Regions from separate parts of the Mus musculus genome. Here all the other regions are linked to region 1. The links are chromatin loops, found by intact Hi-C in ENCODE. Cell type or tissue: heart. All regions are shown on one strand.

What was found. Peaks named below come from ENCODE experiments on the same cell type or tissue, not always from the same donor. Only the 100,000 strongest peaks of a DNase experiment are listed, where the experiment ranks them.
Region 2: a loop joins it to region 1, with 2.7 times the contacts of the local background. A loop is called at or near these places in 4 of 42 quality-filtered maps.
Region 3: a loop joins it to region 1, with 4 times the contacts of the local background. A loop is called at or near these places in 3 of 42 quality-filtered maps.

Annotation. Positions count from the first base shown.
Region 1 is chr7:126,474,074-126,476,573 of GRCm38, reverse strand. Sh2b1 (SH2B adaptor protein 1) reads left to right here and starts at 1,444. Exons shown (of 9, transcript NM_001289541.1): 1 at 1,444-1,578. In heart, a CTCF peak has its summit at 1,084; DNase peaks (open chromatin) are centred at 1,113 and 1,443; H3K4me3 peaks cover 2,218 bases; H3K27ac peaks cover 2,442 bases.
Region 2 is chr7:126,635,792-126,638,291 of GRCm38, reverse strand. No RefSeq gene overlaps it. Among named protein-coding and RNA genes, the nearest start is that of Nupr1, 12 kb to the right of the region's middle. In heart, a CTCF peak has its summit at 966 (motif pointing right); no DNase peak of the experiment used is centred here.
Region 3 is chr7:126,565,319-126,567,818 of GRCm38, reverse strand. It overlaps Eif3c (eukaryotic translation initiation factor 3, subunit C), which reads left to right and starts at 1,453. Exons shown (of 21, transcript NM_146200.1): 1 at 1,453-1,471; 2 at 1,600-1,740. The coding sequence starts at 1,640. Gm25579 (a small nuclear RNA gene) reads left to right here and starts at 670; the gene lies at 670-775. In heart, no CTCF peak of the experiment used is centred here; a DNase peak (open chromatin) is centred at 1,378; H3K4me3 peaks cover 1,477 bases; H3K27ac peaks cover 1,245 bases.

The DNA of each region.
Region 1 (2,500 bases):
AGGCTGGCTTAGAACTCAGATATCCACCTGCCTCAGCCTCCAAAGTGCTGGGATTAAAGGCATTGCTCCTTACTGCCTGGCTTAAATTTTCCAAAATTAATATTATTTTATCTTATATGTGCGTTTTGCCTGCCTGCGTGTATGTACGTGTCCCTGTTGAGGTCATAAGGCATCAGATCCCCTGGAGCTGGAGTTATAGTCAGTTCTGAACCACCATGTGGTTGCGGGGCCTCTGCAAGAGCTGCTAGTCTTTTAATCACTTAGCTCTCTTTCCAGCAGTGTGACTTATTTACATTTTATTACCACTTTGTTTATGTGTATGTGATGGGGGGGGGGTATCACACATGTGTGGTGTGTGTGCCATGTTCTAAGTCAGAAGCCAACTTTCCAACATCCTTTCTCTTTCCACAGTGGGTTATGGGGAGGGAATTCTGGCTAATCAGGTTTGCATAGAAAACACAAGCACTTTTACTGAAAAGGCATCTCACTAGCCTAATTCTGAAAATTTTATTGATGATCTTAGAAAGAGTGATACTCCTTACACTGAGTTGCTTAACTATTAGGATTTAAATTTGAATCTATGGAAAACCATCTTGCCACACCAAGAAGACTAGAGCCCCTCTGTGGGTGAAAGCGACCGACCGCACGAGTAGAGTACAATCACAGATGACAAGCTATAGACATAATCTTTTGGGCCCTGTCAATGATCCCAATCTACTCTGGCCTTTTCAATTACTTCAGCTGTAGTGACGCTGGATCAATGCGAGCTTGGGTTGCTAGAAGGTATTTGTGCGCAAGGTCTCAACAGCACTTTGTACCTTACTTCGTCATCCCTCTAACTTGCCCTGAAGCCTCTCTTGAACTTCAAGCTCTATCTCTATGTACCTACTGATGACCCGCAAGCATGTCCAAAACTGACCTCACTATTGCTGTCCCAACTTTAGTTCCCGTCTAAGGTAGAGCCCTCCAGGACCACCTTGTCCCTTTCCCCTAAAAGACCAAGGTCGTTAAGTTCAGGCTCCGCCCACTCCACTCGGCCTCCCAAGGTCACCGCTACATCGCTCGCCAGATCCCTGGGGGCGGTGTCCGTGTACCCCTCGATGCAGGGCCAGGCGCTCTAGGCTGCAGCCAGCTCTTCAAAGAGCTTTATCATCTCGCTGATTTCTTTTAGTGGGCGGCTACTCTCTCCGCTCAAGTGGCTTCTCTATGGTTAACTTCTCGCCTTTGTCTAGAATTTGCTTCGGATGACGGACCCAACGCCTTCCCACAGCTGCCTCAGTGGTTCCTTTTAGGTACAACTGCCGAAGCCACGGGAGCTTAGTGAGACCTGTGTTGGCGTAGCTCCTGAAAACCTCGGCGCCGAGAACGATGGCGGAAGTGAATACGAAGGTGCCCTCCTTCTTACTGCTCTTCTCTATGGTCGCTTCCTTCCGCGTCGGGGAACCCGTCCCAGCGCCTGCGCAGAAGCGCGTGCTGGGAGCCCGTCGCGGAGGCGGGGGGCACAGGGAGCGGGAGCTGCGGCCGTCGCCGCCGCCGCCGCTGCCGCCGCCGGAGCTAAGCGCGGGGACCGAGATGCAGGTGGGACCGGAACCGGAACCCCCCTCTTCAAGTGCCTCTTTCCTCTCCGGACTCGACCCTGTCGTCTGAGAAGCCTGGGCGGGGGTGGGCGTGGGGGCTCGGGGCTGGAGGGGTGCTCGGCTCCCGAGAGGGCAGCAGATAGTTGGTCCCTCGGAGGCTCCGGCCCAGGGGCTTGTGGAGGGTGTCCAACGACTAGGATCGGGTCCGAGTGATTAACCACGGGGCCCGGAGGGTCCGAACCTGGAGCGCAGCCTGCACCCTCCACCACCCGCCCTTCTGGAATGTCAGAACTAAGCCAAGAGGCAGGTGCACCGGAAAACTGTGACTGAGCCGTCTTGGCAGAAGAGAAACTGAGTCACCAGTCCAGGAACCGCAGGGTCAGCGGGCCTGAAGGGGGCTGGGTCGGCCAGTAGTGCTGAGGGCTGGGTGGGCCTGTGTGAGCCGAGGTAGCCTCTGGCTGGGGACTGTCTCTGCCGTGCCTGCGCCTCTTGGCCCCGATTCCCCTGTGCTCTGTGACTCCCGCATCTCCTGGCTGCTTCTCCCTGGTTTGGAGTTGTCCCTGTGGTTGGAGCCATCGGAGTATGTAGGAAAGGCCAAGGAGGAAGGGGAGGGGGGGGGGGTCTCTGACTTGCAGCTTGGTTGTAGGCTTGATGAAGAGGCTGGCATCACTGATAGTTTGGGTAGACTTTCCTGAGCCGTCCAGAGGTGTCTCCTTTCAGTCGATCATAGGGCAGGACCACTCACCAAAGAGCCACCGGTTGTAAATTACATATGGAGCTCTGTCACTTTCTAGCTGTGATGTAAGAGTTGGGGCACCCGCAGAAGCGCTTCCTTTCTGGAGCGCAAATGGGACCCATCATACTGTCCTCCCCCATAAAAAATAGTTACAGTGGCAGTGATGTCTTGTGTGCTTACTGTGGAA
Region 2 (2,500 bases), 160 kb before region 1:
ATGTGCCACCACGCCCAGCCTATGGTGGATTTCTGTTTGTGGCTCACATCCCATAGCATTAGCCTGGCCCCAGATCATGATTTTATTAGAGTTCTCCTTATTAATCTCTAAGTGCATTGGAGTGATTTCTCACCTTAAAGTTGGCTACAGCTGGACATGGCTATAAAGCTGGAGCCAGATAGCATCATTTTAGGGAAATGAATATAATGTTCTCTCCTTTTCTTTTCTTTTCTTTTCTTTTCTTTCCTTTCATTCTTTCTTTCCCACAATTTATCTTATTTTTGTATGGGCATAATGGCATATACTTTTAATCCCCACAGAGGTAGGTGAGTTTCTGTGAGCTCAAGGCTAGCCTGGTCTACATAGTGAGTTCCAGACCAGCCAGGGCTTCAGAGTGAAACCTGCCCCATACAAAAGCAGAAAGAGGGGGGCTGGACAGATGGTTCAACTGTTAGACCATTTACTGCTCTTGCAGAGGACCCAGGTCCAGTCCATATAGCACCCACATCGCAGCTCACAACTATCCGTGACTCCAGTTCTAGGAGACCAATGCCCTGTTATGATTTCCTCAGGGACCAGGCACACACAATAAACATACACATATACAAAACTCCATAAAGCCAGAGTAACTGGCCATTGTGAGCTCTGAGAACCAAATTTGGGTTCTCAGAGCAACATGTACTCTGAGAGCCAGCCATCTCTCCTGCCTTTTGAGACAAGATCTCACCATGTAATTCATACTGGCTTCAAACTCGCCATCCTCCTGCCTCCACCTATAACGAATGCTGGGCGATCTGTTTTTTATTTTCCACCCCTATGCATGATTTTGAATCACCATGATTTGAAACACCACCATGTTTAGGTGTTTTTATTTATGTGTATGTGTGTGTGTTCCCTGGGGGGCCATGTAGGTACATGCATGAACCAGAACCAGGGGAAGTGTGATTGCAGATACCCTAGGAGGCCAGAAGAGGGCACAAGATGCCCTGGAACTGGAATTTCAGGTAGTGGTTCACTGCCTGAAATAAGTGTAGGACCTGAACTCTCCCTTGGAAGATCTTAACTTCTTAGCGATTGCTCTAGTCCTGGGGTCCCATTTTTTATTACTATGTAGATATGTACATTTTATTATGTGTATGTGTATGTATGTGTGTATATATAGATATTAAGGTCTATGGGAGCAGTTTGCCCTGGCAGAGAGCAAGAGAGCATACAGATCTTGTAGTGTCACTACTGAGCATTGAGAGCAGCTCCAGGCTGATTAGATCAGACTTATTAAATTCTTGCCAGGTGTGTGGTGACACAGGCCTGCAATACCAGTTTCTTCAGAGTCTGAGCCAAGTAGATCACCTGAGCCTAGAGATTCAAGGCCAACCTGGACAACATAGAGATATCCTGTTTCAAAATCAAACAAGGTTAAGTGCCTTATAAACAGCAACCTCTTTATTGACTGTAGCAGGCACCTGACACTGTTCCCACGTAGCCACAGTGTTTCTACAGGGAACAGACTTGATGAATACAAACATTTTTAGCTCAAGTAAAAGTCTATGCTATGAAGGAACTACTTCTCTAAAAATCATAACATTTAAAATAGAGGGCTTGCAAATCTCAGTATCTACTCCTGCGTAAGAGCCTGCATGTGCTGATCCTTGTCAGTGAGAGGAGAGAGATAGTACTTTTGTTATTGGTTATTGGGTTATTTATTATGTGAGTGTATGTGTAGTGTGTGTGTGTGTCAGGGGGTTTCAGGTCACAGTACACACATGTGGAGGACAGAGGACAAATTGCAGGAGCTGGTCCTTGCCCTCCACCTGAGATGGGTCCTGAGAATGGAAGTTAGGCTCTTAGGTTGGTGGCCCAGCACTTAGTTGTTGAGCCAACTTGCTGGCCTGGGCATGCATTCATTCATTCATTCATTCATTCATTAGACCTGGCTGGTCTCAAACTCCCAGAGATCCATCTGATTCTATCTGTGAGTGAAGGGATTGAATGTGTGCATCAGCATGCTCAGCCTACTTTTGTGTTTCTGAGACAGGGTTTTGTTAAGTTGACCAGGCTGGCCTTGAACTCATGATCTTTGTGCTTCAGCTTCCTGAGAGCTGGAATTACAGGTGTGTACCACTATAGTGAACTTGACAGGCTGAGTTTTTAGAGCTTCCCTGAACTGAGATTTCTGAGATTGGGTTATTGCCTCTGAATCCAGGATTAGAATTCCCTATACTAGGCTTCTTTGATTAACTAAACTCTTCTTAATTTCCTGAGACACTTCCTGGATGTTGTGGTCCAGCTGACTTGCACTGTCATTTTTTCCATGGCCTTCTCTGGGACAGGTGTATATCAAGCAGCCCATTACTCACTGTGCTGTGTGGTAATTTCCTCCCCGGACACTGTTCCCACCATCCAGTCTAGAAGCTCCTAGAGTACAAGGTACTGAGAGTTGCCCATTTTTTCTTTTTTGTTTTTGGTTTGTTTTCATATCCTCAGCACCAAGCAAGGGTCT
Region 3 (2,500 bases), 91 kb before region 1:
AAGAGACTGGCACTGGGGCCACGCTGAGGTAGGCACACAGACATGCATACACTGCCAGCAGGCTAGCAGGCTAAGGTGAAGCCTCAGGCCTCTGACCTCAAGGCCGTCTTTATATAAAACCCACCCAACAGTGCCATTTTGCTAGAATTATACTTCACTGTTTATTTTTGGGCACCCCAGACATCAGTTGGTGAAATGCTTGCCTAGTATGGATCTAGACCCTGGGTTCCATACCCAGTACTACAAAAATCTAGGCCTTGTATGTTGCAAAGGCCACTAGGAATTGGGGGAGGTGGGAGGTGGTAGGGTGGTAGTCAGGGGAGGTGGTCAGAAGACAACTATCAGGAGTTGTTTTTTCTATTCTGTGGCCATAGGGAACTAACTCAAGTTCTTACGCTTGGTGACAAGTGCTTTTTCATCTGAAACACCTCGTGGGTCCAGTGGCTAGCTAGTATATGCTCATTCTGCACAAGGTACTGTCCCACACACATCATATGTTCTCATTTTATTTTCCTAATATCAAATGAACAAGTGCTATTATTCCCCTTTGTTTGTAGCACAGGGAGAAGAGCAGAGAGAGATTAGAAGTTAGAAAGTTTGCCTAAGAAAACGGTAAAGACAGGATTCCAACACTCAAGATCTATGAAGTTTGCTTAAACCTGAGAAACCATGCTCTCTTCTGAAGCATATATATTAAAATTGGAAAGATAAGGTAAGATTAGTATGGCCCCTGCACAAAGATGTCACACAAATTTGTAAAGCGTTCCGTATTTTTAAAATCCTTTTCTAAAACAAAACAAAACAAAACAAAATGACAACAACGACACTCCTCCAAAACCTCGCAGGACATCGGCATCAAGCTGACACCAGCCCTTAGATTCTTACTCTGAAGTTAAGATGGGCGGCCAGAATACTTTTTGTTTTTTTGTTTTTTTTTTTTGTTTTTTGTTTTTTTTTTCGAGACATAGTTTCTCTTGGCTGTCCTGGAACTCGCTCTGGAGACCAGGCTGGCCTCGAACTCAGAGATCCACTTGTTTCTGCCTCCTGAGCGCTGGGATTAAAGGTGTTGAGCCACCTCCGCAGGCTTCAGAGCTTAGCTTTTTTTTTTTTTTTTTTTTTTTTTCTTTTTTTTTGGCCCAGTCTGGCCTTGAACCCATGATCCTCCTGCTTCACCCTTTCTAGTGTAGGGAATTACAGACGTGCACCATGGGGCGGTTACTAAATTCTATATTGTCAGTCTTGCAGCCTAGTCCGGGCGGTCCTAGTGAGCAGCCAGTCAGTCTTAGTTTAGATAAGATTTAGAACCTCGGCTACTAATTCGTCCCAGGCCGTGTATAGCGCAAAGGCCACTGGGAATTGTAGTTATTTAGCGCATTCTTTGGTGCTTCCGGGAAGTGACGCCCCCCCAACCTTTTCCTCTTCCGGCGTCGTGCCTGTCTCACCTGCTCAGAGGGACTCGGCAGCTTAGCTGGTTCGTGTCTCTTGGGCCTCGTGCTCCGTGGAGGGCAAGGGGGAGGCCGTGCAGGCGGGAACGGGGGTCCGGGTCGGGAGATGGTAGCCGCGGTTGCCCCCAAACCCTGACGCCGCGGGTTTCCTCAGGTTCCGGCCGCGAGCGCCTCAGCCCTTCAGCGCCGTCGCCATGTCGCGATTCTTCACCACCGGCTCGGACAGTGAGTCGGAGTCGTCCCTGTCCGGGGAGGAGCTCGTCACCAAACCGGTCTCCGGGAACTACGGCAAACAGTGAGCTGGGGGCGCGGAGGGGACGGGTTTGGCGGGCTGCGGGGGCTCGGGTGGGCGAGCGGAGCCATGGGCTGGGCGCGTCTGAGAAAGGAGCTCTCGCAGCGAGCTGGGGGAGCCCTCGGCGTCCTCGGTACCGAGGAGGAGGAGAGGTTTTCCGTTGCTTAGTATTGCATCAGCTCTTAAGGCCTCCAAGTCTGCAGCCTCGTAACTCCTGCCCACATTCCATCTCTCGCATCCCTTCCCGCCCCTTGACTGTGGCTTTCGGAAACTCCCCGTATCGTAAATCTTCCCACTAAGCTTAGTCGTTATGATTTGTACTCATGGAGGGAAACCCTCAGTGCTTGGTTAGTTTGGCCCTGAAATCCGGTCGTTTGGCTCTGCGTGCCAAATGCTAAACACTGCTGTGTTCATCTTTATTTACTGTCTTTTTCTCGATCTCTGTAAATTAAAACTTTTTGAACTTTGAAACAGTTCTCAAAACAACATTGTTTTTGCTGTGTACCTGAAGGGTTTTAAGACATACTTACCTCCACAGAGACTTTTTTTTTTTTTTTTTTTTTTTGGTTTTTCAAGACAGGGTTTCTCTGTGTAGCCCTGGCTGTCCTGGCACTCACTTTGTAGACCAGGCTGGCCTCGAACTCAGAAATCCGCCTGCCTCTGCCTCCCGAGTGCTGGGATTAAAGGCGTGCGCCACCACGCCCGGCGCTCCACAGAGACTTGTAGAGAATTGTAGATGAATATCCAGACATATCCATGTGAC